Regions from separate parts of the Mus musculus genome. Here region 1 is linked to region 2. Evidence: chromatin loops called from intact Hi-C (ENCODE). Cell type or tissue: heart. All regions are shown on one strand. Each heading gives the region's core, and the rest is flanking DNA. Links, peaks and the distances in the headings are about the cores only. Region 1 has its middle 14 kb from the start of Pdia6. Region 2 overlaps Greb1 (gene regulated by estrogen in breast cancer protein).

What was found. Hi-C counts contacts between places; a loop is a spot of excess contacts. Peaks named below come from ENCODE experiments on the same cell type or tissue, not always from the same donor. Only the 100,000 strongest peaks of a DNase experiment are listed, where the experiment ranks them.
Region 1: it touches region 2 in a loop (2.2-fold over the local background); 4 of 42 quality-filtered maps call a loop at or near these places.

Annotation. Positions count from the first base shown.
Region 1 is chr12:17,250,135-17,255,503 of GRCm38, reverse strand. No RefSeq gene overlaps it. Among named protein-coding and RNA genes, the nearest start is that of Pdia6, 14 kb to the left of the region's middle. In heart, for the core only: a CTCF peak has its summit at 2,296 (motif pointing left); no DNase peak of the experiment used is centred there; H3K4me3 peaks cover 363 bases; H3K27ac peaks cover 279 bases; H3K27me3 peaks cover 907 bases.
Region 2 is chr12:16,714,738-16,720,106 of GRCm38, reverse strand. Greb1 (gene regulated by estrogen in breast cancer protein) reads left to right here. Exons shown (of 35, transcript NM_015764.4): 10 at 2,818-2,931; 11 at 3,336-3,479; 12 at 5,145-5,330. Among named protein-coding and RNA genes, the nearest start is that of Ntsr2, 64 kb to the right of the region's middle. In heart, for the core only: CTCF peaks have their summits at 1,011 (motif pointing left) and 2,303 (motif pointing left); no DNase peak of the experiment used is centred there.

The sequences.
Region 1 (5,369 bases), core at 197-5,196, 540 kb before region 2:
AAGGTTAGGGATGGAAGGAGCTATGAGGGGAAACTGGGATGTCCACGGCCATCTTTGGGACCCAGGAAATGTAAGGTAGACTCTAATCCATGGTTGATCTGACCCCCCCCCCCCTTTAGCTATAGAAACCCAGTGACATGGGAGTCAGAATCCTGGGGGCTTCCAGCTCTCTGGGTCGCTTTTCCTTATAAGATTGTGGGAGGGGGAGGGATACGGCAGGAGAGTGAGGGCATGGGTAGTTTGGGGGCATGAAAAGAAGCCACGAGTCCTCACTCTCCTGGGGCACAGCACTCCTAAACATCTCTCTTGGGGCAAGGTCAGATGCAGACCCTGGCTGTATGTTCAGGACAGCTGAGGCTACAGCCCTACACACCCAGCCCGTGATCAGTCCAGCTTCATAGAGGGACAGACATCAACCTGGACCAAACCCAGGACTCAGAAGCAACGTTCTCCTCCTACAGTCTCATGCCCTGTTTACCACAGCTACCTCCTCCTAGAATGAAGCCAGGCTCATCTTTAGCTGCTCTCTCTGTGTGTCTCTCTGTGTCTCTGTCTCTCTCTGTCTCTGTCTCTGTCTCTCTCTCTCTCTCTCTCTCTCTCTCTCTGTGTGTGTGTGTGTGTGTGTGTGTGTGTGTGTGTGTGTCTATGTGTGTGTGTTAGCTGCTCACTGCAGGAACCCAGGCTGCTTGCTCTTCTAATTCTGCCAGGTAGAGAGATCAAGGTTACCACCATCTTGGCTTTGTTTCAGTCTCTTAGAAATTTCAAGACTGCTGGTGCACCTTCACCCATGAGTGTAGACACACCCTTCTCACATGAATGGATGGATCAGTGCTCAGGAAGGTAAGATGAACACTCGGGCTCACGTGTGTCCCTAGGCGAATGCCTGTTACACAACATAGTCCAGGAGACACATGAAATAAAAGATGTGGGAATCAAGGCTGGAACGGTGAAGTTATATCTCCAAGGATCGATACCACCAGGCGTCTGAAAGTGGGACTCGGGCTGTCAGGACCTGGTTGTCACACCTGGGTCTCTATACTTGTAGAAACACCTGCTCTCTCAAGTTTTCATGAGAGCTTCTATTTCATTACCCTTTGATGCTGCCAAGGGAAACTGAATCCTAAAATAGACTCCTCCCCCTCCCCCACCTCTGCAAACTTCTGAAGGCGGATTAAGCTGGGCATTAGGAATTTTCTAATGTCACAAAATCCCAGCAGCTTATACAGTAAGCACATCACAGATCTGGGAGAAAAGTTCCCTGTCTGGCAGCCTCGGGCGGCAGGCTTTCAAAGCCAGGCAACCAGCTCCTCCCGGTGCCTTTTGGGCTCCACTTGTGATCTGTGATTTAAAATGTAAAGTCTCCCCTGCTAGGTCAAAGGCAGTGCTCTATGTGGGCCAGGGTCACTGCTGCCCTCAGCACTGGGCTTCAGAGAGAAAAATTCTCTGTGGACAGAACATTCTGGAGCTTTCTGAATTGTGTGCCCTCCTCCTCTAAGAGGCTTTCCCCCTCCTTCTCTGGGGCTGGGTCCTCCACTGTGCCCCCCCCCAATTCTGTAACAGATCACTGGTAGACACTGACCCCATCACTTCATCTCTCATTCCTTCAGACTGGGGCTCTGAGAAGTCAAGTCTTCCTCAGTTCCCAAATGCTGGCCATGAACCCAGGACCCCGGGTTCTGCAAATTCTGGCTCACTGGATGATGTACAATGCTCCCACAGCATAAGGTTGTCTTAAAAAAAAAATTTTCCTCCTGCACAGCAGACTCTAGAAGAGATAAGGGAATTAAATTTAAATTTACACCGTTTCATTATAATGTGAACTCACCGCGTGGGGGAACAGCAAGGAGCATTGCCAATTCTAATGCGCTTGTGTCTATTCTGCTGGGCCACATGGGTCCACCTCAGGTAGCCTCCCAGATACGAGGCTTGGATGGTGAGTTCCCTCAGGTAATAGGGCTTCCAGAAAGCGCATGTGGGCTTTCTGCAGGTCAGGTGAACTCTAGAGCCTGCAATCAAGACCAGGAGTTGCCCTGAATTCTGTCACTCAAGATCAGGAAGTCCCTGTCTGCTTTTATAAATTTTCTGTGTCTAGACCTTGTGGTCCGTCCTGTGGAGACGGTAGCGGTCCCCATTGGTAGGGTTGCCACGAGGATGGAGTGACTTGCCAGATTTGCTAGCGCTCCAACATCATCCCGCTAGCAGCTGTGCTGGGGAGAAATGGCACCGCAGGCACCGGGAAGAGCAGCCCATCCCTCCTCCAAGACCCAGTGGTTTCTTCACTGCCCTCTACTGACAAAATCTAGCATTGCACCAGCTGGCAAAGGGGAAGAAGGTTCCATGGGCCCAACTCCAGCATCCTACAGCAGGTGAAGAAAGGTAGATCTGAAGAGTTAATAAACTGACAACTGGAAGAGGTGACAAGAGAGGCGGGGATGTGCCATTCTCATGGCTGCGCACACTTAAACATGGTAAGATGAACTTCACAGTTTAGTCCCACTGTGTGTCTCCTGAGCTGTGCTCTCCCCCCGCCCCCCCCCCCCCCCCACCCAGTAGGATCACTGTTATCCATGCAGCACGGGTGAGTGAAGAGAGGTGTTGAATGGTGTGTTCAAAGTCATGCTGTTCCTTAGGTGCTGCTCTTTGCTTTGGACACTATGTCCTTTCTGCTGCCCCCTGATGTCACTGTCATAGAGGACCAAGCCTGGTACTCTATCTTGAGAACTTCCTGTGGCCTTCACTTTATCCTCTGTTGTGGCATGGCCCTCTCTGCTGCCCATGTGGGGCCTAGCCACTGGGGACACTGACCTCTCCGCCTCAGGCTCAGGGGCGTCAGTGGCTGAGGAGGTGAGGGGATCCCCAAAGCCTGCCTTCCAAGCCCACCCCCAGGCACAGTGCTAGAGAGAGCAGAGCCTGCCACAAGCTCTGAGGGCTCAGGCTCAGGCTCAGGCTCAGACTCACAGGGATGGGAGCCACGGCTCATCTCTAGGTGAGTCCGGTTCACTTCTCATGATTACTAATAAGGGTGTTCACTTATAATGGAAGGGTGTCTCCTCAGTAGGTAGTCGGAGGCACCCCCAGTATCCTGTCCTGAAGGACATGGTCCATTTGGCTCCTTGTCAGCAGCTAGGAAAAGGCCCGAAAGGTTAGATGGACTTGTCCTAAGTACGGAAGGATCTGGCCAAGAGCCTTGGGTCAGACTTCCCATCCTCTGGGCAGGAGGAGAGTTGAGCCTTCTGGAGGGATCCAGCCCTCTGTGGAGAGAGCCTGTGTGAGATCCGATTGCTCCAGGAGACAAGGTTGCAGCTGTACCCTTTGGGGGACATTCCTTCTGCTGCCTGGACCCTGAGTTCAGTGGGACCAGTCTCATCTTGGAGACCTTTAAGAACCTTCCAGTTCCCCAGGCATCACTATGTTTGCTGCGAGGTATTGCACCTGCTAGGGGCTGGCCTTCCTGAGCTATTCAATCACAATAGCTGTATGGTGCTGGCATGGCTGGTATCTGTGTTTCAATGTGAGGAAGCTGAGGAAGTTGGATAATCACTAAGCAGCCAGGCATAGCTGCATAGGATGTGAGGGTCTGAGACAGGAGGATTGCTTTAGCTAAGCCTGGGTAACACAGTGAGACATTTCAAAACTAAAATAAAACAAGACACCAAAAATTGAAAAAAAATCTCTCAACACACACACACACACACACACACACACACACACACACACACACACACACACACACCCATTACAAGGGAAAAGGTTCCAGAAGTTCCTCTGACGCTCAGTCTTTCTCTGCGCCATCATCTCGGAGGTGTCACTGCTGTTTGGTAGTATTTGCTTGCCTATGTCAGCCCTGCCTCACCCCAAAGCATGTGAGATAACACAGTGAAAAGAAAAAGAAGAAAAGCGGATGGGAGAGAAGAAAACACACCCGAGTCGGATGAAGATGCCTGTAGAAAGGGGAGATGTGGACACGCAGTGACCTGTCAGGATGGGAGTCCCTAAGAAGGAGAACTGCCAGCACCCTGGAAAGTCAGGTTTGTTATTGCTGAGCAAAACAAACCAACTCCTCCCGGGTGCACACACATTCCTAGAACAAAAGAATGACAACAGCTATGCATTAGTAATATAAAATTAGAGAGTTGCAGTGTGACGGTCTGGATTGATTGTCAACCTGACAGGACCTAGAAACATGAAGGGTGGAGTCTCTGGGTGCACCTGAGAGGGATTTTCTCCATTAGAGAGAACCCACCATAAAGGTCCTGGGCTGAAGGAGAGAAAGCAAGCCAAGCACGGAGCACCGGTATACCTCCCTCTTTATTGCCCAGCTGTAGATGTCACGTGACCAGCTGCCTCTCGCTCTGGCTGCCATGAATTCCTGCTACCCTCAAACTATGAGTCAAAATAAGACTCCCTTCCTGAAGTTGCTTACGCCAGGGTGTTCTATCGTGGTGGTAGGAAAACAACTAAGACAAGCAGAAAGGATGGCTCAGGGAGATTAAGGAACTGGCTTGAGTTTGCACGGAGAGTAAGTGGCAGATGCAGGATGGAAAGCCAAGTGCCCTGAATTCCAGGCTGGTCCAATTCAATACACCATTTCCTTCCATTTCAAGCAAGGACTTGAACAGGAGGGGAGAAAATGGGTGTGTGACACCTCTGTAAGAGGTGTGCTGGTTGTGTTAGGGCTGTGTGTGTGGTGTTGGTGGTGGGGCTTCTGAGCAGGGCAGGTATAGGTGTCAAGTTAATATCTGTGTTCTGAATGGCTTGTGGCAGGCTGTTCCCTGAGCTGGGGCTGGGTAGGCATGCCAGGCATTCCAAGAAGAAGGTATAGAGTGAGGAAAGGCTGAAGGGTCAAAAATAGACTGTGTGCAGGCAAGCCCCTAGGTTAGTGTGCCTGGGGTTAGCCCAGCTGGCTTGGGCCAGAATAGGGTGAGTCTGATGGTGGGCGGGACATGGTCCGTCCATAGTAAGGTGGGTGGATTTTATCTGTAGGGACACGAGAGAGTAGAAATAAAATTTATTGCTCTCACCAGGCTACGTTTGAAGTAAGAAGGTGCTAAAAAATAATTAACAGGTATTAATTGCTCTGACAGCTATATAAACTGTGCCCCCCCCCCCGCCGAGACCTCCTCATGTAGAGTCCCTGGGGAGGTAAAGGGGAGTGTCATGAGGGGATTTACTGTCTAAGGTTGCTGCTTATAGTGCAAGACAGTGGAATTTACATTTTCTCTTTCCACCATGTGCAGGCTGGGCATTGAACTCAGGCTGTAAGATCTGGAGGGAAGTGCCTTTTTTCCTCTTCTCCCCTTCCCCCTTAAAAAAAAAAAAGCCCTGTTTAACATCAACTTGATTCAAGCCAAAGTCATCTAAGAGGCCAG
Region 2 (5,369 bases), core at 223-5,222:
GAGCTGGCGCTTAGGGTCTGAGACACTACACTGGAAGGATCCTTAGAAAATGTCCATCCTAGGAATGGGGTTGCAGCTCATGGGTAGAGTGTGGTGCCTGAGTTTTATTTTTACCACTGAGGAAGAGACTGAGGTTCAGAGAAGCACCCTGGGCTGGAATATAATTCTGTTGTGCCCAGAGGCTTCTCTGTAGATGCAATCCTCCTGCCCCTGCATGGATCCAAGACTCTTCAGTCTTGACTAGCTTCCACGTTCCTGGAGCCCTTATCATTCCCCACCCTACCCTGAAGACTCCTACCTTCCTCCAGGGGCTGTTTCTCCTCCAGGTGCTGATGCAGCAGCAGCCACATAACCAAAGACTGCCCTTGGTCATAAGGACAGGAGGTCCTCGCTGTCCATGGCTTTCCCCCTGAGCTTAGCTAGAAGACACTTAGTCCTGGTGTCATACAACTCATACCTCAGGCAACAGTGTGCCAGCTCTGCTCAGCCTGGGCCCGGAGCTTGGCTTTGGGCAGTAGCCTACAGAGGCTCCCTCAGGATTGGACTTGAACTCCCCAAGCCTACTTTGTGGAGTTGTGTGGGGAATGGAGATCTTTAAACTCCAGGCTGCTGGAGCCTTAAAAGATCTTCTGGGATCAGCCCGTTGAACCCCATTCTCCGCCTTCAGCTGTTCACTGCCTTGGTGGCTCAACATGATGTTCACACTCTATCCCGTCTCTAAGTGCTCACCCCACCTCTGTTAGATGGCCTTTAGAGCTCAACTCAGGGCCATAGTCTCCTCTCCCATTAAAGAATTCTTGAAGTCCCAGCACACGGCTCTGGTGAGCCTGACAGAGAGAGGGACTAAGTCAGAGACACTGGCTCACCCGAGTCACAGAGTTGAGTACAGGCATATTAATCAGAGCTATCATGCCTTCTGTCCTTGGGGGAAGGAGACACTCAAAAGCAGTGTGTAGGAAACTCCTTCTGAGTGACACTGGCTGCTCTCAGTGAAATGCTGCCCCCTGGTGGAGGATATGAACTAGGAGCCTTGTCTCAGACGAGGGTTGGGCTCTAAGGAAGCAGGGGACCTCCTCCTCAGAAATGCCAGATGGGGTCCCCTCTACCAGGTACGCTGGTATCTGATGTTTTGAGAGTACTTACTGGGGAAGAGTCCCAGTAGAGGCATTTCCTGTTAACCTTCTAGAGGAGGAAGAGAATCCTCAGCTGCAGCCCTGCCCTCTAGTAGTTCAGAAGCACTTCCTAGAGGAGCGGCCCGTCCTCTCTCTGAGGAGTTCTTCCTCTGTTTCTGGGACTAGTGTTGTGCGAGCTGAACACCTGGTGCAGAGGTAGGGCCCTATCTCTGATGCAAAGAAACCTGCCGGTTTGAAAGGGCTTTGTAGGGAAAGTACTTCATGCCCTTCAACCCTGTGCTACTTTGTTTCTCTCTATTTTCTTCTGCTTTGGTCTGTCTAATGATGAGGTTGCATTTGAGGTCCCTTTGGAGGGACTCTACGACAGTCAATCTCAAACTGCCTCAGGCTTCAGAAAAACCCAGGCACTAGTGACAGCATGTGCACTACTAGTGACAGCATGTGCACCCTTACCGTTAACTCAGAGGCCCTCTGTGGTAGCTCTAAGGAGAGTCTAGCAGAGACAGCTTGGATGAGCATCTTCCAGGTCTGTGTGTGCTCTCTGCTTCCACTGAAGGTGATGTTACCCTCAGCCTGGGTTCAGATCATCTGGGAGCTCCAGTTATCAGAATGACGCGCTCCCCACATGCTGAGCTACTTGAGTTCCTTGGACTAGGCTTGTGCTCAGACAGACAGGTTTTTGTTTGCTTATCTTGTTTTTAAAGGCAGAGTCTCACCATGTAGCCCTAGCTGGCCTGGAACTTACAATGTAAACCAGGCTAGCCTTGAGCTCAACAGAAATCTGCCTGTTTCTGTCTTCTGGGTGCTGGGATTAAAGGCATGCACCGCCACCCTTGGCTAGGTGGTTTTAAAAGTGTCCAGGTGAATTTAAAGTACAGCAGGGTTAAGACAAGGGGCTCTAGAGATGAGAAAATTTGTCAGGATTTTCAAGAAAATATGGTGGCCCATTCTTGGTACTTTGAATAATTTACAAATAGATTTAAGTCATGAGCATGTTGCCGTCTAGAGTGGGCAGAGACTCACATGCAACAGTGGGTCCAGCCTCTGGTCTTCCTTTGCAACATGTGACATTAGCTGTCCAGGTTGGATGGGGGGTGACAGTGGGGTTGGAGGGCAGGAAGGGGGTGTGCAGTGGATCAGCACTGCCCTCAAGTGGCAAAATTGTGTTGGTGCACTGAGTGCTGGACATTTCAGTAATAGGAGGTTGATGCTGGTGGCTGCAGTTTACTGAGCCCAAACCCTTGGCTAAGCATTTCATTTAAGCATTTTACTTGTATTCTCTCTACTTCTGATTAAACCACTTTCTCATTAGATTTTGTTATTATTATGGCCGTTTTTTAAAAATGCATCTTAGAGAGGTGCAGCCTAAATGCAACTGTGGAGTGAAACATTATAAAAATGGACAGGGTGTTTCCTTTTGCCTAGAGACTTGACTAGAGCTTAAAACCCATTGTAAGGCTGTGATTTTTTTTTAAAGGCCGTGATTTTTAAAACTACCAAGGGCTAAGGATAGTGTTAAGGTTAAGCCCAGTGTTAGAACATCTGCCTAGCACGTGCAAGGTCCTGGAGTTGAGCCCTACCTTTGTAAACAAAACAAAACAGACGGACACTCCAAATCAGGAAAGGTTTTTATTGATGCCAGTTTCCAATGGTGGCCTAACCCATGCTCTTAACTATTGTCTAGGTATCTTGCCAAACTCTGGGCCTCCCAAAAAACGGCACAAAGGGTGGTCCCCGGAGTCTAAATCAACCACGGATGGTGGCTTCATTCAGGGTGGTGGCAACAGAGCCAAGCACGGTAAGTGGCTAAGGCCTTGCCCAAATCCTAAAGTTGGGTACCAGTGGTGGTGGCCTGCTAGCAGCATGTGTGCATATATGCACACGTGGGCAGGCAGATGTACAAGGGGGTTCTGAGCAGCCAGACCCTGGCATAGCAGAAGGACCTCTTCTCATGTTCCTGCTGCTTCCTGAGGTCCAGTCTCCTGTGATAGTTCTGTATCAGCCCCCTGACCTAGCAAGGTCTCCAAGCAGCTCCTCAGCTGATGGTGTGGACAGTGTTTATTGGCGGGGAAGGTGGGGCTGAGTGAGTCCACAGGTTTATGAGTATGGAGGCAGCAGTTTTGTGGGCGGGTGGATGTTGGGCGGGCTGGGGACAGATGCCTCCTTTGCTGTGTTTTACTAATCTACTTGCTGTGTTTCTAGAAGGTACCAGCATACCTTGTGTGCCCCAGGCTGGCTTGGTGGGACCAGCTTCAGTCACCTTCCCGGTGGTGGCCTCTGGTGAACCAGTGTCTGTTCCGGACAACTTGCTGAAAATATGCAAGGCCAAGCCAGTGATATTTAAAGGCAAGTACAGCAGTGCACCCAGCAGTGGAGGTAGCGAAGTGTGCAAGGACTCCCACACGAAACTGTGACCTCCTCTCAGTCCGAGTCCATAGGCATCTTCCTGAGCGAATCTGGATGCTATCCAGGGCAATGATCAAATGAAGCGGCCCCAGGCTCCAGAGGGCCGAGAACGACACAGTTTGTCCCAGCAGGGGCATAGTGACATTACCCAGGACACTCACTGCTTGCTCATCTGCTGTCCTTTCCTTCATTCTCTGTTTCACTGAATCCCTGCTGTACTCGTCCAGCTACTGCGGAGGACTCGGGGGATGGACGAAGCAACCCCGTGGCTTTGTTCCACTGTCACCCCAAGCCACCAGTCATTTTGGATTGTGCAGCATTCAGACATAGTCACTGTTCCAGAAGCATTAGATAAGAGAGGATTTGATCTCCTCTGTGTGGTGGCTAGTATAGGTTACCTGGAGGTAGCATTGTAGCTCTTTCATGCTGTTCTGTGGGTGAATGGGTGAGAGAGGCGAGGCTGCAGAACTGGGACAGGCTGCAGGACTCAGAGGTGGACCCCGGCTCACAGACCGGCATCGCACACTGAGCAAACTCAGCGCAGTCTCTGCTTTGCTCGAGCGCACTTCCTTCCCTGATGCCCACCTCAGCTTCCCGGCCAGGCCAGCAGCTCTGTAACTTAGCTTTCATCCGGTTCTTAGGGGGGCTTCCGGCAGCCCCTTGCATGACAAGCGTGGCATCCCTTTTCTAAGGTAGCCACAGTGCCGCTTGTAAGCTGGCACATTTGTGAACGGTGCTGTCCAGCTGACCCCGCACCTCAGCACCAGAGGGGAGTAAACAGAAAGTTGGATTCACAGGCCTGCCCCAGAGACAGAACATACCTAAATTCTGAAACTTGGAGATGTGGGTGGGGCCAGCACATGTCTTAGCAAATCTGTCACACTTTGAGTTTGAGAAAGTTTTTCTCAGGAAGTGGCTCATGGAGTCCCATAGTGAGAGTCAAAGAGGGACATTCTTTCTCAGCATAACTGAGCATTTACCATCTCCCCATTGTGCAAAGGCTTAGAGAAGGTCAAGTTCTTGTCTAAGGTCATGTAGCTAATGATGACAAAGAAGGGGTCAGACCCCTGCTTGGGCAGGTCTACCCTAAGAGCTGTCATCAGAAGGATTCTAACATCCACTCCAGCACTCCTCAAGGTTGTTCACTTTCTGATCTTTGGGTCTAGACACCGACCTGTTTTGTTAACTCTGTTAGCTAACGATCCTTGGGAGGGTGCAAGGCGTGGTGGTGGGTCACACGTCTGGCGAACAGTCCTCACTGCGACACACATGCCGGCTGTTTCGAGGCCATTGCCATTTGGTTCTGGGCAAGCTTCTTTAATTTGGGCTTGAACTTGCTCAACTGCAAAATAAAGAGATTGGATGGCATGAACAAACAAATGCCCTGCCTATGGCTGGACATGATAGATGACATTTTGTCCTAGGTTCTAGTAGGGCAGAGTAGGTATACACAGCAGGGACTGTAGCAGGTCTGAGATTTCTCAGAAAAGGAGCCTCTGAGAGACCTAAGAGTTCTCCTGGCGCTTATGCTCAGGGGAGCTACAGTGGTACCTCACCAAAGCCGAGCACAAGACCAGTTGCTGAATTGGTTTTCTTCTCCTCTAGGCCATGGGAACTTTCCCTACCTCTGCGGAAACCTGAATGATGTGGTCGTCAGCCCCCTGCTGTACACCTGCTACCAGAACTCCCAGTCGCTTGCCAGGGCCTATGAGCAACACGGTGCCTCCACCATGCAGCCCATATCTGAGGAGACACAGCTGTTGCTGACCGTCTACTACCTCGTCCAACTCGGTGAGCCTGTGGCCAGCTGCTGGTTAGGGATGGATCTCA